3 separate regions of the Mus musculus genome follow, and regions 1 and 2 are each linked to region 3. A link is a loop called in an ENCODE intact Hi-C map of the cell type or tissue named here. Cell type or tissue: heart. All regions are shown on one strand.

The links. A loop is a pair of places that touch in the nucleus more often than their neighbours do. Peaks named below come from ENCODE experiments on the same cell type or tissue, not always from the same donor. Only the 100,000 strongest peaks of a DNase experiment are listed, where the experiment ranks them.
Region 1: a loop joins it to region 3, with 6 times the contacts of the local background. A loop is called at or near these places in 29 of 42 quality-filtered maps.
Region 2: a loop joins it to region 3, with 4 times the contacts of the local background. A loop is called at or near these places in 30 of 42 quality-filtered maps.

What each region holds. Positions count from the first base shown.
Region 1 is chr15:99,710,832-99,718,831 of GRCm38, reverse strand. It overlaps Smarcd1 (SWI/SNF related, matrix associated, actin dependent regulator of chromatin, subfamily d, member 1), which reads right to left. Exons shown (of 13, transcript NM_031842.2): 11 at 7,617-7,739; 12 at 6,572-6,673; 13 at 4,837-6,460. The coding sequence ends at 6,407. Gpd1 (glycerol-3-phosphate dehydrogenase 1 (soluble)) reads right to left here and starts at 1,245. Exons shown (of 8, transcript NM_010271.3): 1 at 1,184-1,245; 2 at 503-680. The coding sequence starts at 1,224. Gm16537 (predicted gene 16537) reads left to right here. Exons shown (of 3, transcript NR_155353.1): 3 at 2,993-3,298. In heart, CTCF peaks have their summits at 3,774 (motif pointing left) and 4,966; DNase peaks (open chromatin) are centred at 1,281, 3,211, 3,781, 4,381 and 1 weaker place; H3K27ac peaks cover 2,851 bases.
Region 2 is chr15:99,720,776-99,728,775 of GRCm38, reverse strand. Gpd1 (glycerol-3-phosphate dehydrogenase 1 (soluble)) reads right to left here. Exons shown (of 8, transcript NM_010271.3): 6 at 6,608-6,841; 7 at 6,214-6,320; 8 at 3,762-5,585. The coding sequence ends at 5,489. Cox14 (cytochrome c oxidase assembly protein 14) reads right to left here and starts at 3,158. Exons shown (of 2, transcript NM_183256.3): 1 at 2,928-3,158; 2 at 640-1,131. The coding sequence starts at 1,123. The coding sequence ends at 950. Gm16537 (predicted gene 16537) reads left to right here and starts at 4,302. Exons shown (of 3, transcript NR_155353.1): 1 at 4,302-4,459; 2 at 6,616-6,862. In heart, CTCF peaks have their summits at 3,332 (motif pointing left) and 4,123 (motif pointing left); DNase peaks (open chromatin) are centred at 3,145, 4,015, 4,785, 5,415 and 3 weaker places; H3K4me3 peaks cover 3,844 bases; H3K27ac peaks cover 4,165 bases.
Region 3 is chr15:99,774,279-99,782,278 of GRCm38, reverse strand. Lima1 (LIM domain and actin binding 1) reads left to right here. Exons shown (of 11, transcript NM_001113545.1): 11 at 989-3,811. The coding sequence ends at 1,982. Among named protein-coding and RNA genes, the nearest start is that of Cers5, 5.8 kb to the right of the region's middle. In heart, a CTCF peak has its summit at 3,940 (motif pointing right); no DNase peak of the experiment used is centred here.

The DNA.
Region 1 (8,000 bases), 63 kb after region 3:
TCTTAGGGGCCCGAACTTGGCAGTGGGAGCCCCAGTCTCCCTGCGGACTCTCTGTCCCCCCTTTCTAGGTGAGGAGAATGCCATATGGATTTGACCAAAGACCAAAAGTCCAATGATCAGCCTTCAGATCTGCTAATAACCAGTGAATGAGTAACAGGGTTAGAGTTCAGGGCAGGCAGGAGAAGTTGGACCCCGAGTCCGGGAGCCTGAGAACCAGCCTTTGGTTGCCATGGAGACCCCTCTTTTCCACCTAGCACCTCTAAGGGGTGGTACATTCAGATTCCAGAAAGATTCCAAAAGAGTAATATAGGGGCTTAATGGGGGAGGGGTACTCCAGGCCTAGAGCACCCCGCCTGCTGCTCCACCAAGCCAGCGGGCGCCTACAGTGGCCTCCTCCCCTCCTCTGGGAAGGAGGCACCTCGAAGTCACTTTTGCGTGTTGACTGAGTATACCCTTTCCTTGCCTCGCTCTCTCTCTCTTCTCACATCGAGTTGGAGCTCACCACATTGGGGGGCAGCTTGTGCCCTGGCAGGTATTTAACATTCTCGTGCTGAGTGTTGATGATCTCAGTTAGCTTTCTGCCCCCGATGTCTTCCTCAAACACCCACATGGTCACCCGTGGGTCAAAGTGTGCCAGCCGGCCTGCATTGCTACCCACGATCTTGGCAATGGCTGAGCCCCTGGCGGGAGAGGAAACACAGGAAAGTGGACTAGGGTGACAGGGAGGAGGGGGAGGAACTCATAAAGCTTGTTGGATTTTTTTTTACCTCCTGCCTCTCACTCTCACGTCACTCCGCCCCCCTACTCCCACCCTGGTCCCCTATGATGAATGTGTCTCCCACAACTGGCAATAGAAGATTCAATCTATCCAGTCTTTGCTGCTGGGGAGGTGGGCTAGCCTTCCCTACACCGCGCAGGCAGCTTCTCAGGCAGGGAAGGCAACAGCACTCTGCTCACCTTCCTGTGGTGAACAGGTGCAGCGCCCAGGCGGGCACAGCCGGGAGGCTGGGCACAGACTGTCCTGTGTACCGTAAGCACTGGAGACGGCAGCAGGAGTCCAGCTGGCTCCTGAGGGCATTTCCTACCCTCTGCCCGCTTCCTGCTCACCCAGCCTCCCTCCGCGGAGCCCCTCAGCCCTCGGAGAGCCCTTCCCTCCCCCCCTGCCCTTCACAGAACCACTCACCAGTTGCCAGAGCCGACAATGCAGACTTTCTTGCCAGCCATGGTGCTGCTTGCTGCTTCTCTGCCCCGGCGGGTGTGGGCTCCGAGTATTTAACTCCACCACACGTGGGTGCAGCCAAGCTCCGCCCCTGAGGTGGCCCAGAGGCTGGCACCCAGGGACTAGGAGTCTGGCCTGCAGAAAGGGTAGTAAAGGGGACAGACAGGTGGAGAACAGGACTGAGGCTGAGGCCAGGCCAGCTTTTCCTCTCGAGTTCCCAGCTGACAGTGCTGGCCAGCTTCTTCCCTCGTTTGGCCTCGGCTTAGTTCTCCACCTACGTATTGGTATTGAGTCTGGTCAAGAAACAGTAACACCCCCCCCCCCCCAGCTATCACACCCCCCCCCAGCTATCACACCCCCCCCCCCCAGCTATGCCTTCAGTCTCCAGCACTGAAATAAACTGCAACTGACAGGGCTCGGCATGGTGGTGCATGTCTTTAACCCCAGCGCTTGGGAAGCAGAGGCAAGAGGGTCTCGATGAGTTCGAGGCTAGTCTGTTTCAGAGAGAGAGAGAAAAAAGCACTAGCGTCAGCAACAGCGATGTTTTCAAAGGCAAACGCCTCATCGCTCTCGCTAGCTAGCATGTGCCTCCCCCAGATCCTCAGCTGTTCCACTCCCATGATGTCCCATGATGGTAGCTCCACCACGGGCTCTGGGTGAGAGGATCAAGGGATGTGAGCACCTTCTAGGGAATAATACTACAATACCACATACACAGTAAGGGGCTGCTTTGGTGTATACCCCCACCCCGACCAAGGATTAAAATATCTCGGGAGAAAATGGACATAGTGGTGCACACCTTTAATCCTGGCGTTCAGGAGGCAGAGGTAGGTGAATCTCTGTGTGTTTGAGGCCAGCCTGGTCTACAGAGTGAGTTCCCAGATAGTGGGGGGGGGGGGGTTACATAAAGAAACCCTGTCTTGGAAAACTAAAAATAACAAGGTCATCTTGGTTACTTGCAGGTCAGGGACCCACAGGTTGCCCCTTCACCTCAGATAATCTCCGTTTGAAGGTCTCTAAAGGGAAGGAAGGTCAAAGGCCACTGGTGACACGTGGCCCACCCACACTCCTTCCAGGCTTCAGGAAGGGCAGAAGGTGGTGGCCAGCACATGCTCCTGGATAAGCCTGATCTCCCTTCAATTTCTTCTCTCAGGCTCTGCTTATCCCACAGGGACCCTTAAATTAAACAGCTGGTTACAGTCTCTAGACAGGGCCAGAGAAGCCAGTTACAGCAGCAGCCTCTAAAACTCAAGGGTAGCCATGTCTCCGCAGCTCTGTGGTCTCTGATGCCGGTGTGGGTGTGTAGCTTTGGGGGAGGGGGAGAAAGGCAGGCCCATATCCAGCAGTTTGGGCTCCATGGCACCCACAGACATCTGTTTGACTAAGAGGAGGAACTCGGGTTTCCAAGTCACTCTGGAAAGCGCAGCGCAGGCTTCTCGCCCTCCAGTGCTGCACCTTGACCCACAGGGCAGGCGCCACTGTATGCTCATGTGCAGACCTCCTGGCTTGGCACACCACTAATGGAGTGTTGCCACCCACCCCCCCAGGCTGCCCCTGGCCAGGGACAGTAATCAGCACTAGGTTAGAGGGGAGTGTCACCAATGCCACCAGCGGCGAGGAGAAGTGGGTAGGAGGTCAGGATTGGAAGCATGTCTTTTTCTCAGCTCGGGGATTACACAGAGGCAGCCTATCATGGTCTCGCGGCCAGGCAGTCTCTAATGATGGGGAGAATCACTGAAATCAATCAATAGCTAGTTGTTTTTCTTCTATCAGATTCTGCCTGATGCAGAGCTAGCCTCCCACAGACCTCTCCTTTATCACACTGGCACAGAGATGAAGGCTCCGGTGCCAGGCCGCCAGCTGGGAGCGCTGATTACGAGGGGTGGAAGAGAAAGGATGTTCCTGTCCCTGGCACATATGATAGGAACCCTAAAGAATGGGCATTTATGCCTGAAACGGATCCTTGTTTTTGCTTAAATACTCCCGCCTCTCTTTGCCCCTACATCCTATTAGGCTGTGTGGAGAGACAAAGCACGTGGCCATTCACGAAGGAATAAAGAGAATGCTCGTTAACAGGAAGTTGTCTGTGCCACCAAAGCCTCTCCAAGAGCAGGCTGTGCCGTATCTGCTTGGAATTGATGATTCATCGGCCACTCATTACACGTGCAATTAGCCTGGGTAAAAACAGATGCCAGCTCAGTCACCCGCTCTCTCTAGACCCAGTGATTACACCTTTTTTTTAACCCTCTCAACTCAGAGAAGCCAGGATGTTCTAGATTGGCAGCAGACAGACAACACTACTCAGCAGACCCCCAGCTGCTCAGTGGGTAAAATTTTATTCACTTTTTTGTGAAATAGTGCCTTTGTAATCCTGGCTGGCCTGGAACTCAGAGACCCTCCCGCCTCTGCCTCCCTAGCGTGGAGATTAAAGGCATGTATCAATGTACTGATGAGTAAGATTTTTCAGCTGACTACAGGATGTGGCAGTGGCTCATCCAATGTTCCACACTTTCTTGGGCAGGAGTGCAGTAGGAGGTTGTGAGCCCCCTGGTGGAAGCAGGTAGAACTGCAGGCATTGCCTGCTTTTCCCAAGGAGCATCTCTGATGTCTGAGCAGCCAGCTAGGCAGCCCTATCTACTCAACACAGGACTAAAGCGGCCATCCACACTGGGTTTAAGAACAGACTTCTTAGCTGGGCATGGTGGCGCACGCCTTTAATCCCAGCACTCGGGAGGCAGAGGCAGGCGGATTTCTGAGTTCGAGGCCAGCCTGGTCTACAAAGTGAGTTCCAGGACAGCCAGGGCTACACAGAGAAACCCTGTCTTGAAAAAAAAAAACAAAAAAAGAACAGACTTCTTACACTGGGCGCTGTAATGGCACACATCTGTAATCTCCACTTGGGGAGAAGGAGGCAGTTGCATAGTAAGTTTACGGTCAGCCTTGGTTACATACACAGGAATACAACACAAAGAGAACCCTGCTATCTTGGGGCTGTCCGTGGAACCTGAAAAGCATGAGGTTGATGGGTTTGTATGGGAAACAGAGAAACCTGCTGTCACCGGGGCCTTGGCAACAGCTGGATGGGCATGCACCCTAGGGAGAACAGAGCCCAGTTTCATCAAGCTCAAGGGGCCCACAGATGCCAAAGGACAGCTTGTTCCAGCCAGCAAGTGACCTGGAGATTTCAAGGACGAGGGAGACACCAGCAGTGCCACTGCCTTGTCTGTTCATGATGGAGGTGGGAGGGACTATCCCAAGGGCATTGCTGAGGTCACAAGCCTCTGATACGACCTAGAGTCCCCGGGGAAAAGACTCATTTCCCCAGACCCCCAGAGCCCAGTACAACTGGAGATCACCAGTGTTCAAGAAACATCTCTCAAGTAAGAGAGCCCTGGGCAGCCTAACCCTGATGGCACTACAGTAGTGACTCCCCGGACAGTGGGGACCCACAGCGACCCCTCCAGACTGCAGGGACCCACAGTGACCTCTCTAGACAACAGGCACCCACAGTGACCCCTCCATACAGCAGGGACTCACAGTGACCCTTCCACACAGCAGGGACCCACAGTGGCCTCTCCAGACAGCAGGCACCCACAGTGACCCCTCCAGACAGCAGGGACCTGCTCTTTAGAAGTCTTTTATTAAAACTGGGTGACATCAGTTAAGGAGACAGTACAAAAAAAATTTTGGTCCATGAAAACAAAACAAAACAAAACAAAACACAATCAGTTAATAAGAACAGTTACCACCAGGGACACTGTGGAGTGCTAAGTCTCCTCATCGCGCTTCCAGCCAGAAGCCAGGCTGGGGCTCAGCTGCCCCAGGGCTGTCCAGTGTCACTGTGGGGAGGACCTTCCAAGGGGAGGGGTGGATATAGGACATGGGAGGACAGGGAGAAGACTGCTGTCCCCAGTACAGAACAGGCTGGGAAGGGTGCAGGAGCACTGCTCGCAGGAGCCTGAGGTGGGGGTGGGGAAGCAGGGGCTTTGTCAGTTCTGTGGGTTCAGAGCCCATGCTCAACAGAATCCCCCTGTGCCCAGCTGTCTCCCACCCTGCAGTGTTGTCTGCGAGCCTGGGACATGCTAACTCCGGGTGACAAACCTGGAAGAATCGGAGGCTTCCCTGGAAGATTCAAAGCATCTGTCCCAAGGGGCCTCGATCCCACATCCTGCTGCTCCCTGAGGGGTCTGAAGCTTTGAGGGCAGGGCAGGGGGTGGGGAGTCACAAACCCATTTCAGACCTATTCTCCAGCCCTAGGCGCTTTTACTCCTCAGTGCCCGGGAAGCCACCAGTGGGATTCAACTGGGCAGACATGGGACAGGAAGACAGGGATGGCCTAGGGCTTTACCCGTTTGATTTCAGGCCTGTTTCTCCATTTACAGGAGGGGGCAGGGTGGAGTGAATAAACAAGCCACTCCTCTAACAGCAGGAAGGAACAGTCTCTGCTGGGAATGACAAGGAAAGGCAAGATCCCCAACCCAAAAGCGTGGGTTAGGGCAGGTGTAGGGAAATCCTAAACTGGGCGGCTACGGGAGTGTGTGGGAGGGAGCAACAATTCAACACACACTCCAATACTGACATGGACCCCTAAGGGGTCAGAGGACACTGAGACAGCAGGTTAAGTCCAGAGGGCAGGGGACCAACCCGGGGCTCAGTGAAGCCCAGGCTCCTTTACTGCCAGAGGTAAAGGAGCCTCTGCCCCAACCTGCGGAGGGGAGGGAAGAAGTCAAGCTACCGGGAGGGCCAAGGTCAGCTAGCTTACAGACTGCCCTAGGCCTGAGGCTCAGACAGGGATAGCTCCCAAGGCCTAGGTCTCCTGACAAGGGCAGGATCAGTGTAGCTGGTCTCCCTCAAGACCACCTGACCTCAGGAGGCCCCCACTCTGTGGTTCTCTAACACTATCTAGAGGTCCTATGTAGGATAGGGAGGTAGAGGCACACAGGAGCCTGATGGGGAGGAGCTGAGGCGGGGTGGGGTGAGGGGGGGACACGACGGGACGGGGGACGACTGGGGTACAGGACGGGATAACAGGTGACTGTGAGACAGAAATGTGACACCCTCTTCATTGTGACACTGTCCTGAAGCCAAGTCCCCTGGAATGCCTCAAGCAAGACCAAGACAGGTACACTGAGGCAGGCAGCACAGGGCCCAAGGAATCGGTGCAGCCAGGCTAGGGCCACAGAGGCCCTATGTGTTTCGGATTCCCAGGGCTTGCTCTAACTCTTGCCGCCTCTGCTGCACCTGCAGAGAAAATAGGGATGCAAGCTGGAGATACCAAAGGCTGGCAACCAGCTGACACCACTCGTCCTGCCTTGTGTCACCTCCCTTGGGCGCCCCAGACACAGCACCAACCTTGGAGTAGAAGTATCGGCACACAGCCTCCTGAGCCCAGGGCTGGAAGTAGAACTCAGCACGACGCTCCTCTTCCGGGTTACCCACCACATCAGTCATCGTCTGGGGGTGGGGGGAGCGGGAGGACAGGACAACATGGTTCCCGCTCTCACAGCTGCTCTCAGTTGGACTGTACCCCTTGCCTGCCCCCAGCTCCCCGCCAAAGATGCTCAAGGTCTAATTCCCCAGCACCTGTGAATGTGACCTGATATGGAAATAGGGTCTCTGCAGATAGTCAAGTTAAGGTGAGCTCATTGGGATTGGCCCTAATCCAGTATAACTGGTGTCCTTACGAAGGAGGGAAATGTAGACAAAGAGAGATACACAGACACAATGTGAAGACACACAAAGACAGCAAGCCTGACCTGAGGGACACACAGGGTCACCAGAAGCTAGCAGAGAGCATAGCAGAGACCAACCCTGTCACTTTCACTCTGGATTTCCAGTCTCCACCACTGGGAGACAATCCCCATTGCTCAAGCTACCCAGTTTGGGTCAGGTTTCTTCAAAAGACCCAGCAGGCCAAAATAAACAAATAAATGACATCCCAAGTCACGTGACCCAAGCACCCATTAAGTCACTGCCAGGTGCCCTTTCTGCTGTGCTGGCCACAGCAGTCACAGCACACCAAGCACCTGAGCTGTGACACCCAGGTGCATGTTCCCGTCTAGGCTTATGATGGTCTTCTCCTGGGAAGCATCTCCAACGTTTTACTCACACTAGCTATGTTTTCCTGATGGAATACATCTGCGGGAGAGCAGAGCCCAGATCCTCAGTTCTAGTCCCAACAGCTGGGAGTCCAGAGACAACACTGGGAAGCACTGACTATGTCCTCATGTCCTGCATCTACTCCCTTTATCAACTCTAGCACGGACCCTGAGATGTACTAAAACAAACAAAAAACAAGACCGGTGATCCCTCCCTTGTCCCCCAGCTCTCTGCACAGGAGTAAAGTGACCACACGCTGCACTCCCTAGGTCCCTCCGGGCCTTTCCCAGGCTCCTACCTTGAGGTCCCTGCACTGGGACTGAAGCCAATCATTGATGAAACCCTGAGGGTCTCGGGCAAAGCTCAACATGAACTCTCGCTGGGTCTTCAGCTGGTTGATGGTCTCTATCGTCTCATGGATCTGAAAGGAAGAAGTGTGCTCCATGTTCAAGGCAGAGAAGCTCTAAAGTAAAGGCAGACGCAGGCTGGCCCTGCTGGGCTTGCTGCCCAGAGTCCACTGGGTCTAAGAGCTCCTGCAGCCCTCTGGCCCCCTTCAGAAAGCAGCGTGCTTGCTTCTATCCAGGTAAGGAAAGTTGTGCTTTCAGTGTCTGATCACCTGCCACCTTCCAACAGACCCACGTGCTCTCTCCACATCTCAAGACACCTGGGCTGAAATCTCCCA
Region 2 (8,000 bases), 54 kb after region 3:
TCTTCCAGAGGTCCTGAGTTGAAATCCCAGCAATCACAAGGTGGCTCACAACCATCCGTCATGAGACCTGATGCCCTCTTCTGGGGTGTCTGAAGACAGCTACAATGTACTTAACTGTTATAAATAACTAAATCTTTAAAAAAAAAAAAAAAGGAATAGCCCCCCATATGGTCATAAATTTGATATTTGGTCCCCAAATGGTAGAACTGTTTGGGAAGAACTGGGAGTGTGACCTTACCAGAGGAGGTGTGTCACCAGGGGGGTGGTTTTGAGGTTTTAAAAACCCGCCATTTCCAGTTAGCTCTTTGCCTTGTGCCTGTGGATCAGATGTAAGTTCTCCACTTCTCTAGGGCCATGGCTGCTGGCCTGCTGCCACGCTTCCCACCACGGTGGTGGTCATGGACCCCTCTGAGACTATATGCCCCAAATAAATGCTTCCGTGAGGTAACTTTTTATGGTTTCTTTACGGCAGTAGGAAAGATACTGCCAGGCATGATGGTGCAGGCCTTTAATCCCAACACTTGGGAGGCAGAGGCAAGAGGATCTGATCTCTCTTAGTTCAGGCTAGCCTAGTCTTTTATAGAGTCCCAGGACAGCGAGGGCTATATAGACCCTGTCTTGAACAAACAAAACAGGAAAGAAAGAGAGAGACCAAGCTTTTAGAGAACTCAAAGCCACACCTCTATGATCCATTTACTCTCTGGGTACACAGAACCACTAAAACACAAACAAAGCAAAATATTTAATCTCTGTAATAAACCTCACCCTCACATTCCCATTTACTTGATGGCCTCCATAAACTGTCAGAACGGCACAAGCTAGTAGCACTACAGAAACCAAGGCATTTTAGCCCAGCAGGTTTGAAAGGCATGGGGGCCTAGTTCTTGCCAGGGTTGACATGCAGGAAAATCTTTTCCATTTCAGGCCGCAGGCCTCACGCCTCGCTGCTCTACAGGACTCCTGAGGTCTTCTGCTCTTCTGCAGCCTGGCGCCTGGCACTGCGCAGCTGGAGGTAACGGTAGGCTCGTACACTGCAGAGGTAACCCCCATACACAGTGAGGAGCATCATCGAGGCAGAGAAGGTCTTGTAGCCGATATCGGCTAGCTGCTTGGCAGATGGCATGTCTTCCCCTACAAAGACAGATTGGAGTTGGTCTGCAGGATAGGCCTCTCCTCCTTCCCGGAGAGCCATTCCTTATTTTCATCTTCACGGATGCATCCTATGCTGGTGACTCCTGTGTGGCTGCTCTTAAAAGAGTTAAGCATGGGGCTGGTGAGATGGCTCAGTGGGTAAGAGCACCCGACTGCTCTTCCGAAGGTCCGAAGTTCAAATCCCAGCAACCACATGGTGGCTCACAACCACCCGTAATGAGATCTGATGCCCTCTTCTGGAGTGTCTGAAGACAGCTACAGTGTACTTACATATAATAAATAAATAAATCTTTAAAAAAAAAAAAAAAAAAAAAAAAAAAAGAGTTAAGCATGGCAGTTTCAGAGCTCTGACTCAAAACATCTACACCCGAGGTACAGAAGGCCGGAAACAGGTGTATATGATGCGATGCCATCAGAGCTAACACAGGCTCTCCTTATTTGTGCTTAAAAAGTGACCAGCCGGGGCTGGAGAGATGGCTCAGTGGTTAAGAGCACTGACTGCTCTTCCAGAGGTCTTGAGTTCAATTCCCAGCAACCACATGGTGGCTCACAACCATCTGTCATGGGATCCAATGCCCTCTTCTGGTGTGTCTGAAGACAGCTATAGTGTATTCATATACATAAAATCCAGAAATAAATCTCTTTAAAAAAAAAAAGTGACCAGCCCACCCAGACTATACTAGGAATCAAACCTGGGTCCTCTGGAAGAACAGCAAGGCTCTTAACTGCTGAGCCATCTCTCCAGCCTCAGAACCATATTTTAATCAGGCTACTTATTGTGGTAGTGAAATTCTCCCGAGAGAGGACCTGAAGATAGACTTGAGGATGTGTGTGTCTGGGGGATCCTGCCTGTAGAGTGCCAGAGTCACTTCGCCCTGGTGAAAAGCTAATTTCACCTTGTTCACTGATAGAGAAGATTTGAGTATGATTTAAAGTGGGATGTAACTCAGTGTAGCAGGCACAAAGCCAGAGGTTCAGTCCCCAGAACTGCATTAAACAGAGCATGTGGTATATGCTGGAAATCCCAGCACTCAGGATGTGGACATGAGACCCTGTCAAAAACAAAAAACAAAAAAACGGGGGGGGGGTGTGAAACAAAAAGAAGCAAATCCGAGATAACCTCAAAAACAAACAATAAAACCCTGAAGTTAGAAGCCCAGATACAAGGATTAACTTTGGAAATAAAAGAAACTCTTGAGACTGGCAGAAGGTTTTCATCTGATGGGCATCCTTTACAAAACAAATAAGGATCAAAGCCCTAAAACCACCCCAGCTTCTGTCATTTAGCCCTCTTTGGAGAGACTTGGTGTCCGCAGAAAACAACTTCTGACTAACGGAGCCCAGAAAGGTAAGCTATGAACCCCATATTCTGTAGGATCAGAGAAGGTGGTGAGGACCTCAGAGAAATAAGTGGCTTTGAGGGACCGTGAGGAGCTTTGGGGTTGAGGCGAGCAGTTTCAGAAGGGAGGACAGCCAGGCCGCAGTCACACCAGGAAGGCGGTCGGACTATGACAGCCGGGGAGCCAGCAGGGGCTAGCACAGCGCAGGGACTAGGAGCCGCGCGCTCTCAAGGGCACAGGCCGAGGACGCGCGGTGCGGGACACAGGGGAGCGGAGGGGAGCGCGGTGCGGGGCACAGGGGACAGCAGGGACTCGGAACGGGGAGCAGGGGAACAGCGTGAAAAGCGGCGACACGGGGAGCAGGGGGCGCGGTGCGCCGAGCAGGAGAGCGTGGGGGGAGGGCGAGTGCGCTTGGCCGTCCGGCCCGCGGCCTACCTGGAGGCTGCAACTCGGCCGCGTCAGAGCGATGCCTGCTCAGTCTGCCACTCGCAGAGTCGCGCGGCCGCCGCAGGGCAGGAAGAGGCAGTCACCAACGCGCAGCTCCTCAGCCACTGGTGCTCAGCCCCGCTCCGGACCCGACACCCCCTGCGAAAACTCGCCCACTAAAGCGAGAGCCAGCCTTGAACTTCCGGCTTCTACCTCTCTCTTACGCACGCTCAGTCTAGCCTTCCTCTCGGAAAGGCCCATTGAATTCTGGGGGGTGTGGTTCTGGTCCATCAAGAGCGCTCCTTGGAAAACGGGAAAAATTTTAGCTCAGAATTAGCCAATCCGCAGTCTAAGTTCAGTGACGTAAACTGTAGCTAGGTAGATCCTCGGAATTCTCCAGCGATGGGCCTAGCGCCCCCTACCGCCTGGAGCGGCCCTTTACAGGGTGATCCGGAGGAACCGACCTTAGCTGGACCAGCACTAGTGAGGCCACAGAATGGGTGTAGGGGGTGAGTCGGGGGATGGGAGGGTGACTCGCTAATATTTCTGCCTTGTGCGCGACCTCCTCGTAGGCAGGCAACGTGACAGACCCTGTAAGAAGCGCTGGGAAGACTGGCTGACAGCTTGGGTGGAAGAGGGGATACGAAGCACAAAAGGGGACGGGGGTGGGGTGGGGGGGTGGAGGTGGGGGCTGTGAGCAGAGTGGACGCCAATGCCGATTGATGCCCGAGTGTGGCTGCTATTAAACAAGGATGATTTTTTCCACTTCTTGTCTTACATTGAGTAAAACATGCATGCAGTGATACATGACCCCACACACTGCCACATAAACTCCCCCAACTCTTCCAGTTTCTGGAAAAACCACACTTTATTGGGTAGACAAGTGGCCTGACAGAAGACCTCAGATTCACAGTTGACTGACTGAGCAAACATAGGTTAAGGTGTTGGAATCTGTCTGCATCCCGCCCCAGTCTCCCGGGGAACAGCTCTGAATTGAGTCATGCGTGGGAGGGTTCCAGCCCAGTCGGGATCGATGACAGGGCCCCCCCTCTTCCCCTTACCCGACAGCTCTGACCTTCACTAAGACGGAATTCTTAAAGGCTAGGAGCAGAGAGGGACCTGGCACCTTAATGTGTTAGTTTAATATCAAGCTGGCCAGAGCCACGGTGTCCCAGTTGCTGCCACACAGGAAATGGAGACCCCTGGTGGAGAGAGAAACCTCCAGCTATTTATAGCTAGCGCTCCAGGCTGCTGATCTGTGACATTCTCTTGCTGCCACCCAACTTTGGAACAGGGCCAGTGCAAAGCAGTCTCCCATCCCCCTCTGATCTCCCTCACCCCAGGGCAGGCAGTTTTCAATTGTCCTTCCCTCGAGTTCCCCAGCTCCTGAGGTGTGTGGGTCCGATCTCGCGAGGACCTTGTTCTGTTCCGAGGACAGCTGGCCTTGGACTAGGACCCACCAACCCTTGTGGAAACCTACTGAACCTTTGAGCTGCTCCTTAGTTCTAAGCCTACAGATGCCGGGTGGCCTTCCAGGCTGGGTGAGAACGACTTGGGCAAAAGGAAAGGGCAGAGTCAAGAATATGGGCTGACAGCCCTGAGGACGATAAACTATAAATCCTACATTCTGTTAGACGTGAAGTTGGTGGTGACTGCAGAGAGAAGCGGCCTTGTGGGGAGGACCCTGAGAAGAAAGGTCAGCAGTAGGAGGGGCTGGCCGGGGCCGGAGCTCCTGACTGGGGAGGTGGACAAATAGGAAGGTCAGGGGAGCCTGAGCCATCTGAGCCTGCTGTGAAAAGAGTGTAGCTCTGTCAGCAGATTAGATTCCTGCTCCCCAAAGAGGGTGCTGGCAGCTGGGTGCAGGCAAGGGAAAGCTGGGAAAGGTCACACAGGGTGGGGAGGCCCTGACAAAGCTCCAGGAACCAGGAAGTCTCTGGGAAGAATGGAGCGCCCCAGGGCCAGAGATGCCTGTGGAGAGCAACTCTTGTGCCAGAGTAGCCTGGGGGAGGGGGAAGTAGAGGCTTCTGAGGAAGCAAGTGTTGCTAGGAGAAGTTAGAGTGGGGTTGTTTGAGAGCTTTGTATTTTGTTAGCAAACAGTGAGATCGTTGATGTTGTGTGGGGCCTGGCAGAGGTCGGCCAAAGGGTCTCTGGGGTCTGTGTCAGCTCAGGCATCCAGACCCTTCCCTTGGCAGCCTTTGCCCCATCTTTCCTGTGGCTGAAGTGCTTCTTCAGTCACTTAATGGGACTTGGGACCGGTTCCCAGTGTGTGTGAGGCAGCAACCGGCAGCCCTTGACTTGGCGCCTTCCCTTCCCCCAACCCCACCCCTGGAGCAGGCACCACTGGGGCTTAGTTCTACACTTCCCAGAGGACAGCAAGGAAGTGTGGATTCTGTGGCGAGCATCTCTAGGTGTGTAGCTGAGCCCCGCAGCCTCCTGTCCTCAGGGTCCTTCAGAGAGGACTCTGCTAGATGGGGAGTCCTGGAGACAGTCCTGATGACGGGTGTCACGTGCTTCCTTCCGCTTGTCTCCGTTGGGGCAAAGGGGCTGCCTGTCCTGGGCCCTGGCCCCATTCACATGTGTTCCGGGTGGTTCTGCAGACAGCGGATGAATTCGCCCACTGGCTGGCCCTCATAGCACACTTTGTACACCGCAGTGAACAAGGGGAACCTAGAGAAAAAGAGCCTCAGCTTCACTCCCTACACACAGTCCACCCTCAACATGCATGCCCACCCAGGTCCAGACTCAGTGCTAGCTCACCACTTCCCTAGCCTCCCGCAGTGGGAGTTCAGCCAGAAGCCAGCTCTCTGTTGCTACCTGCCAGGAATCTGAATTCCTGGCCCTGGGATTTGGGGTCAGGTTGCCATCCACTCTGATCTTTAGCATTCTGCACTTGCTTGACTCAGTCGCATGCAGGCTTTAAATATTGTTTGGTTTTTAACAAGTAAACCATTCAATTCTCTGGACCTCAGTGTCACCGGTTGTAAAATGGGTCCAGTATGATAAAGTAGCAAAGATGTAGTTTATGTTCTATATACTGGTATACTAAGCCAGTTGTTTCTTATCATCCCCGCTTGGCTATTCCCTATATCCAAAGCCATGAGCCAAGAAAGGGGAGACCATGCAAAAGGGGCTGAGCAGCTAGTGGAAAGAGGGTGGACTGGCTGAAGATACTCGGCACCCAGACACTCCAAGCTCTCTCTGTCCATTGCACAGGTTGTGTGGGGTTCAAGAGGATGGGGAAAGGGGTGGCAGTCAACCTGTGACTCCTCCCCCAAGGGCGCTGGCAAACACTCACTTGTCCACAAGGCCCTTGTGTTGGAGAATGCTGTGCAGCTCCCGGGCTGTCTGGGGCCCCTGTAGCTTCTGCCCATTTAGCATCTCCTTCTCCAGCTGCTCAATGGACTGTGGAGAGGATGCCACGAGAAGGGAAGTGGGAGAGGGCGCTGTGTGAGCAGCAAGGTCGGGTGGGAAGTGGGATCTTGAGGGGGTGAAGGAGTAATGGCCCCTGTTCCAAACAATTTCTCCATTCCCGTGGTTGAACGCAGGGCCTCATGCGAACTCTGCATAGGTAAGTGCTCTACCACTGAGCCACATTCCAGTCAGTCACTGTCCATCTGAGACAGGGTCTGGCTGCCGGAATACCTGCCCCGCACATCACCCCTCCCCCACCTTGACATCTCCCTGCCTACCTTTCCAGTTCGAGCAAAGGCCTCTGCCACCTTGCGGTTCCGCCCCCCATAGCAGGTCGTGATGAGGTCTGCGACCCCGCAGCTCTCCAGGAAGGTGGCCGAGGACACAGTGCCACTGCAGAAGAGCTTGGCGAAGGCGATCATCTCCATGAGCCCCAACCGGATCACCGCCGCCTTGGTGTTGTCACCGAAGCCAAGCCCATCACAGAAGCCAGCCCCAACGGCCACTATATTCTTTGAGGAGTAGAGACACAGGTGAGAAATTTGCCTCTCCAGAGGCTCCACTTGGAGCCTTCTGCACCTCCCCATGCTGCATGTATCAGCCTTGGCAAACCCATCAATGAACCATGTAGCCTCCTCTTAAACCAAGATCTCTGCTTCCTGCTTTCCCATGTGGTGTGTGCCTTCCCAACACCCACGTGTGCGCGTGTGTGTGTGTGTGTGTGTGTGTGTGTGTGTTTGTGTGTGTGTGTGTGTGTGTGTGTGTGTAGATATATCTGTGAGCTTATATGTGTGGAAGTGATTGACATGGTTTTCCTCTCCAGTGTTGTTAATAATAATAATAATTTGCCAGACAGGGTTTCACTATATAACTTTAGCTGGCCTAGAAATCTCTGTAGACCAGGCTGGGCTCAAACTCACAGAGAACCACCTGCCTCTACCTCCTACGTGATGGGATTAAAAGCGTACCTCACGATGCCCAGAAAACCTTGGTTTTGAGATAGCATCTCTCGGTGAACCTGGAGCTCACTGGTTGAGCTTGACTCTCTGTCCAGAAGGCTGCAGGAACCTCACCCCTCTGCTTCCTCACTGTTGGAGTTACCACTGAGCCTAGCTTTTCAGCATGGGTCCTGGGGGATCAAGTCCTCACCAGGCTTGTGTGACAAGCTCTTTACCAACAGAATCATCTCCCTAGCCTTGCTGGCCTTGAACTCAGAGATCTGCCTACCCCTGCCTTCTAAGTGCTGGGATTAAAAGAGTGCACACCACCATCACCTGGCACCTTTTCTTAATTTCTATCTCATATTTATTCTTGACATTCCCTGTGAGAGTCACTCTTCCCCTACCCCCTTTTTCTTTTCAGACAGTGCCTCACTATGTAGTCCCTGACCCGCCACTAACTCATAGAGATCTGCCTTCCCTCCTGAGTCCCCCGAGTGCTGGGATTAAAGGCATGTGCCACTATAGTTCTGGCCATCTGTTCCCTGTTGTTGTGTGACAAGCTCTTTACCCTGACATCTCTTCACACTGGACCATCACATAGACTCAGGGCTGGATCCATCTCAGAGGAGGTCTAAGGGGGGTGGAGGAAGAAGGACCCACTGCTGACTGGTTAAGGTTAAGAGTCAGCAAGCCTGGATGCCCTGCTCTGAATGGGGCAGTGGTGATGCTG
Region 3 (8,000 bases):
GTTGTGATTTTAAAATTAGCACAGATGATAAATCAAGAAGAAAATTATATGACTTACAGGTTATAAAAAATGTTGAGGAAATGAGTGATTGGAGCCATAAGGTTAAGACAGACTTACAGGAAAAGTAACTTTTAAACATTTTGACTAGAGAGAATAAAAGCACTTGAAAACGAGGAATTACATACCAGTTAGGAGAGTGACCGGTGAAGGTTTACTGGTCATAGGGCGTGAGCATGTTCTGTGTAAAGGTAACGACAATCATGGCGCTGCACACCTGAGCTCTTAGCGCTCAGAAGACTGAGTTTCAAGTTCAAGGCCAGCCTGGGTTACATAGTGACTTTAGACCCTCCCTGGAAAAAATAAAACTAGAAAAGGCCTTAAAAGAGCATAAGACTTTTGGGATAGCACTTGAAATGTAAATGAAGCGTCGGGTGGTGCTGGCGGCGCATGCCTTTAATCCCAGCACTTGGGAGGCAGAGGCAGGTGGATTTCTGAGTTCGAGACCAGCCTGGTCTACAGAGTGAATTCCAGGACAGCCAGAGCTACACAGAGAAACCCTGTCTTGAAAAACAAAAACAAGGGCTGGTGAGATGGCTCAGTGGGTAAGAGCACCTGACTGCTCTTCCGAAGGTCCAGAGTTCAAATCCCAGCAACCACCATGTGGTGGCTCACAACCATCCGTAACAAGATCTGACGCCCTCTTCTGGTGTGCCTGAAGACAGCTACAGTGTACTTACATATAATAAATAAATAAAAAAAGAAAAACACAAACAAACAAGGCACTTTCCTTGGACTAGGGTTATAGATGAGTTAGCACAGTGTTTGCCTGGCATGTAGAAGACCCCCCACATTCACAGTATCTACCTCCAAAGGGGAAGGAGGGTTCTCACCATCTCACAAAATACTGACACTCTCGTTACAGCCTGCCGCAGTAACTGAGAGTATAAAGGAAGATTCGCTGACTTAGTGTTTTCTCTTTTGGTGACAGTCTAGGAACATATGCATCCTTACATGGACGAATCTACTGTAAGCCTCACTTCAATCAACTCTTCAAGTCCAAAGGCAACTATGACGAGGGCTTTGGGCACAAGCAGCATAAGGATCTGTGGGCAAGCAAGAGCGACAATGAGGAGACTTTGGGGAGACCAGCCCAGCCGCCTAATGCAGGGGAGAGCCCCCATAGCCCGGGTGTAGAAGATGCCCCCATCGCCAAGGTCGGCGTGCTGGCGGCAAGTATGGAAGCCAAGGCCTCTTCTCAGAGGGAGAGGGAGGATAAGCCTGCGGAGACCAAGAAGCTGAGGATCGCCTGGCCTCCGCCAGCCGAGCTGGGCGGTTCCGGAAGTGCCCTGGAGGAAGGGATCAAAGTATCGAAGCCCAAGTGGCCTCCGGAGGATGACGTCTGCAAGACGGAGGCCCCGGAGGATGTAGATCTGGACCTGAAGAAGCTGCGGCGGTCTTCGTCCCTGAAGGAGAGGAGCCGCCCGTTTACGGTAGCAGCTTCCTTTCGAACCTCTTCCATCAAGAGCCCCAAGGCCTCTTCGCCATCTCTCAGGAAAGGTTGGAGCGAGTCCGAGCAGAGTGAGGAGTTTGGAGGAGGGATAGCGACGATGGAAAGGAAACAAACGGAAAATGCCAGACCCTCTGGGGAGAAAGAGAATGTGGGAAAATCACGCTGGCAGGGCGAGGAAGTGCCGAGGAGCAAGGACCGTAGTTCTTTTGAGCTGGAGAGTGAGAATTTTATGGAAAATGGAGCAAACATAGCTGAAGATGACAACCATGTCCACGCACAGCAGTCCCCGTTAGAACCCGAGGCTCCGGGTTGGTCTGGCTTTGTAGACACCACGGCTGCTAAAGAATTCACTACCCAGAATCAAAAATCCCAAGATGTCGGGTTCTGGGAGGGAGAAGTGGTCCGAGAGCTGTCTGTGGAGGAACAGATAAAGAGAAACCGGTACTATGATGAGGACGAGGATGAAGAATGACCGGCCGCCATGGTTCTGGCCTTAGATTTTGGTTAGCAACTCACTGCCCTTTATCAAGTGGTGCGCAGAAACAGGCAGCTTGGCGCCAAGGGTCATTCATGTGGGAGCAACTTTGGAAATGAATTCCCGCTAGCAAAACAGGGCAAAAACAAGCAAAAACAAAACAGACAAACAAACTCACCCAAAACCAATTCTAAGCGCATTGTCAAAACACCAGTGATCTTTTAAGCCTGGTGTGGTGGTAAACACCTTTAATCCCAGCACTCCACTCGGGAGGCAGAGGCAGAGGCAGGTGGGTCTCTCTGAGTTCCAGGACAGCCAGGGCTACAAAGAGAAACCTTGCCTCAAAACAAACAAACAAACAAATCCCTCCATTTTTTCAGGGAAGGGCTAAGTAGGGATTTCTCTCACTGATGCTGCCTGCCATCCACTGCATTCCCCAAATCAAGATTGGTGTGGTTAGATATTTAGAGGCTTGTTTTCACACTACAGAGACCATTGTGGAATTAGAGACACACACAACACATTTAGGAGCCCACCTCATGACCAGAGGCACTTTAGTATAAAGGGCACAGTGTAGCTATTTTACCAATTTCATTTTTTAGTACTCAATTGCTGAAAATCAAATATTTAGTCTTTCAAGCTTTTGAAATGCATTCTCTTCCTCTGGTAGATAGGGAAAGCTTACTGTCTTTCATCCTACATCCTGTATTTTTAATCACTGAGGCACAAAACAGCAACCTTTGGCCAAGTGAAAGGCGCTGGTTACTGAAGCCGGAGCAGCAGTGTTCAATCCCCAAAACCTACGTAAAGGTGAGAGAGCAGACTGCACAGAGCTGTCCACACGTGCCCATCATCAACAATAAGAAACAAGTTAAAAAAAAAAATACAACCAACCTCACAAACACCTGCGAGACAGAGAACCAACCTATATACTTTGGTGTTTGGAGAGACGGACATTGTACCCAGATAATCAGTGGCGAATGCCAGTGTGTCTCCCTGCACTCTGGGTGTTTGCCATCTCTTCTGGTGGTTTCTCGCACTTTGCGGAAAGCTGCAGTGTTGCTGTAAGACCTTTTGGATCACGCTTCACCATGCTCCAAGTAAAACAACCTGAGATCAGAGCTGGGAAGCCTCAGGTCGAGGCGAATCTTGGCTCTGAAATGTATTGATTTTTAGGCCAGATAATTCTTCCAGGGTTGCATTAAATCACTTTTAGGTCTGTCTTCTTAGGCCGTGTCCTACTTTGATTCATTGTAGTGATAAAACACTGGGCAGGAGCAACTCAGAGGGGAAGGGTTTGTCTCCACTCACAGGCCACGGGTCACACACAGGCCACGCGCGCACGCAGCATGGTCAAGGGAAGCGAGGCCAGAACCCAGAGGCAAGAGCTGATGCAGACCGTGTGGGAACACTGCTTGCTGACTTCATCTCTGTGGCTTACTCAACTGGTTTTCTTACACCACCCAGGGCCACCTGGCCAGGGGTGACACTGCTCACAACAAAAACAGACAAGGCCCACAGGTGCATCGGTTAGAGGCGGTTCATCAGCTGAGTCCCACATCCAGGTGACTCTGTGTGAGGCTGGTAAACCCAGAGGAGGATAGATGGTTTTCTCTGGTATTAAGGCTTTAGAATATTATAAACGAGTGCAGTTCTTGTATGTAACTGATATTCCAAATGATGTGTATGGCGGGGTGGGCTTAAGGTAGTGGCCTCTTTGCATTTGTAGAGATTTAGCTCAGTTTTAGAGATGTAAAATAATCTGTTTCCTTATGGCCTTGTTTAGCCTAAAACATTTTTATTCAATAAAGCTTTTAATTTACATTTCCAGTGTCCACACTGCTCTTATTCCCGTCTCCTCCACACTGCTCTTATTCCCGTCTCTTTACACAGGGTCTCTCGGAACCTGCTTCTATTGAGCAGCTTTTAGGGGGAAAATGCTGTGAGTTCATTTGACCACTAGATGGCAATGTAGAACCGAATTGTGCACTTTTCATCTACCCTAAAGACTTTTTTGGGAGTTGGGGGGCTGCAAGTAATTTGGCAAGAAAATTAGTGTGTGCATTCAAAATGAACTGTTTGTTTTACCAATTCAAATTCCAGTGGCGGATTTTACTGTTTACCGCATTCCGCATTTACTAATTTACCTTATGATTGTGTCTGACACAAAACAGGATTTTCAGCCATCTCTGCTGAAGACGCACGCTCTTCGCTCTGGGTGTGAGCGCGTTTGGTTGATTTCTTCTATAGAATCAACTTCTCCAAGTGTTTCCTGCTGCCATTGATTCGTGGTTTCAATAATAGCCTGAAAACCAAAGGTGGTGGTGGTCCATGCGTGTAATTCCAGGACTCAGGAGGCCTCTGAGACAGGAGGATTACTGAATTGGAAGCCAGCCTAAACCACAGAGTGTGAGTCCCAATCTCAAACAGATCAAGAGGCTGGAGAGTTGGCTCTGAATTTTAGAGTGAGTGCTGTTCTTCTGAAGGACTCAGGTTTGGTTCCTAGCACCCTCGTGGTGGCTCACAAGAATCTGAACTCCAGCTCTACAGAGTTTGACACCCTGTACTGACATCCACAGATATACACTTAAATAAGGATTAAAAAACAAGCCAGAAGCCGGGCGTGGTAGCGCACGCCTTTAATCACAGCACTCGGGAGGCAGAGGCAGGCGGATTTCTGAGTTCGAGGCCAGCCTGGTCTACAAAGTGAGTTCCAGGACAGCCAGGGCTACACAGAGAAACCCTGTCTCAAAAAACAAAAAACAAAAAAAACAAAAAAAACAAAAAACAACAACAAAAAAATGATTAAAAAATAAGTTGGAGTGGTGGCACGCCTGTAAACCCACCCTGTGGGAGGCTGAGGCCAGCGTGGGGCCGGAAGTGTGGGGCCAGCCTGTACTACAAGAGAGACCCTGCCTAAAAAGACCATCTTAGAAATTTTATTTAGTTTCCTATGATTGGATTTCTTCGGAGAGATGTGTGCTTTGGGGCAATCTATTTATTAGGTCACCCAGCATCTTCTCTCTAGTTTTCCACCTCACCTCACCCTAAGACAGGGTTTCCTCTCTGTGTAGCCCTGGACGTCCTAGAACTCGCTCTACAGACCAGGCTGGCCTTGAACTCACAGAGATCTGCCTGCCTCTGCCTCCTGAGTGCTGGGATTAATGGTGTGAGCCACAATGCCCAACTCTTAAACTCTCCTATCAGCCCAGGGTTATAATTCCGAAGTCTCACCTCTGCCCTCCACAGCTTCTCACCCTCGGTCAGTTTCAGCTTCTCTGTCATCTCTCGTCTTCTCTGCCTCTGTTCTTGACTTCCTGCAGTCTGCTGTTGATCAGGGCTTTGTATATCCCACTCAAGAGCTGTTTTCTCCCAATACGCTACTATGTGACTTCAGGTATACAGGCACACGACGTAGGTGTACAAACAAAACATGTACCGATAGTAAATTATGAGGCAACTCGTTTTTGTAGAAATGTTGATTTTTATGGTGAATGGGTATTTTGCCTGTATGTGTGTCTGTGCACCGTATGCGTGCCTGGTTACCATGGTGGCCGGCAGCATCGTTGCTCACCTGCAACTGGAATCACAGATGCTTGTGGTTTTCTGTGTGGATGCTGGGAATTGAACTTGGTTCCTCTGGGGGAGCAGCCAGTGCTCCACTGAACGATTTCCCCAGCCCAAAATATTTAAAACAGCTCTCTGGTATACAGAGAGTAAATTTGTATATTAATCAGATGGGTTTTATTTTTATAGAGAGAATCAAAACTTGAATATTTGCACATTAAATTTTTTTTTAGATTTATTTATGTGTACAAATGTTTTGCCTATATGCATATGTGTGTACCACATGAGTACCTCATGTCCCAGAGGTCAGAAGAGGGCATCTGAGTCTCTGGAACTGGAGTTATGGGTGTTTGTGAGTCACTGTGTAGGTTCCAGGAACCAAACCTGGTTCCTCAGCAACAGCAAGTACTCTTACCTGCCAAGCCAAGCTATCTCCCCACAGTCTCTGCATATTAGATCTTAATCTTTGGTACTCTAGAATGTAGAGCATTTTTGAAAAATATTTATTTATTGAGATGAGGTTATCTCACAATGTAAGCCACAGCTGGTGTAGAATTTATTATGTAAACCAGGCTGACCTTGAAATCAGAGACATCCACCTACCTCCATTTCCTGAGTGCTAGGATGGCATGATGACTGCTCGGCTGACCGTCAAAGAAGGGAGGCTTGGCTATTGGCTCTTGGTTAAGTCAAGGCAGCTAGGCACGAGTGGAGGGTCTGGCAGCTGTCAGTTGAAGCTGGTCCTTAGGACTTCGGCTTATTTGAAGTAAATATTAAAGAGTATTTACAAAAGGGCCTATTATTAAAGCTGTTTAGCAACGTTTAATTCCTAGCTCTTAGGAAAAGGTGGATTCCTCAGCTTCTCTCACTTTATCACCTATTTCAATAGGAATGATTCCAGTAAACATGTTAAGAATTGCTACATGCACATTTGGGGGGAATTTTGAATAGCATCTTAGACCAAATTCATTGTATACTGGTTCCCATATGCTCAGCTGACATGTTCTTCGTGCTCAGATTTAAAACCTCATGGGCCCAGAATAGCTGTTCATATACGTGTGTGTGTGTGTGTGTGTGTGTTTCCAGACAGGGTTTCTCTGTGTAGCCCTGGCTGTCCTGAAACTCGCTTGGTAGACCAGACTGGCCTGGAACTCCAGAGATTCGCCTGCCTCTGCCTACCCGGTGCTGTGATGAAAGGTGTGAGACACACACACACCCAGCCAAAAGATTGTCTACTAGACTAGTTTTTAAGACAGTCAGCCTAAAGGAAATGAGGGAAAGTGGAAAGAGTTCTCATCCCATTAACTCACTTAAGTTCCAAGGAGGCATAGAGGCCTTTATGTAAACAGGATTTTCAATTTTGGGAAGCAGGGGGGAGGGGGTTTAAAACATTTGCATAAAGGTTTTACAAGGTGGGGGAGATGAAGGAATTTGCATAAAAGACTTACCAGGTGAGCACAGATCTTAAATCTCATCACTCAGGAGGTAGAGGCCTGCGGACCTCTGAGTTGAGAGCCTCTGTCTTTAGAGTGAGATCCAGGACTGCCCGGGATATGCAAAGAAACTGTCTCAGAAAAAAAAAAAAAAGACCTACCAAGTGGGCAAGATAAGACCTGAATTCCTTGTTAGAAACAAGTTTATTGGTGTTGGAAAGAGAAGACCAATAATTAATGCTTTTTTACAAAGTCTATAAAAATTACAATGTACCTGGGGCTGGAGAGATGGCTCAGTGATTCAGAGGCCTTGTTGCTTTTGCAAGAGAATACATGTTTAGCTCCCAGCACCCACATTGTGGCTGACAAGCATCAGTAGCTCCAGTTCCAGGGGATCTGATGCCCTCTTCTGACCTCTACAGGCACCTGGCCTATCTGTGATACACGTGCAGACAAGCAGAACCTGCATATAATAAATGTAATTTGCACACACACACACCATACCACACACATGGAGTAGTTTCCATAAATGAGGCCGAGTTTAATGGACATGGCTTCAAGCAACGGTTCAGGAGCCTGCGATGTCACTTATGAGTTTGTTAGAAATAAGAAATGGGGGCTGGAGAGATGGCTCAGCAGATAAAAGCACTGGCTGCTCCTCCAAAGGTCCTGAGTTCAAATCCCAGCAACCACATGGTGGCTCACAACCATCCGTAATGGGGATCTGATGCCGACAGCTACAGTGTACTTAGATACAGTAAACCAATAAATCCTAAAGCAAGCAAGCAAGCAAGCAATGCTGAGGCTGTAGCTCAGCTGCAGCGAGTGTGCTTCCCATGCGTAAGGCCAGGGTTCAATCTGCAACACCAAAACAGAAAAGTCAATTAAGTCCACTCCCATGGGTTCTGTTCAGAGCATCTCTGGTTGGGCCCAGAAAGCTCCTAACACTCTCCATATGCGGCATGGGATAAGGCTAACGTCTGAGAAGCACTCAGGTGAGGAACACTTTTGAGTG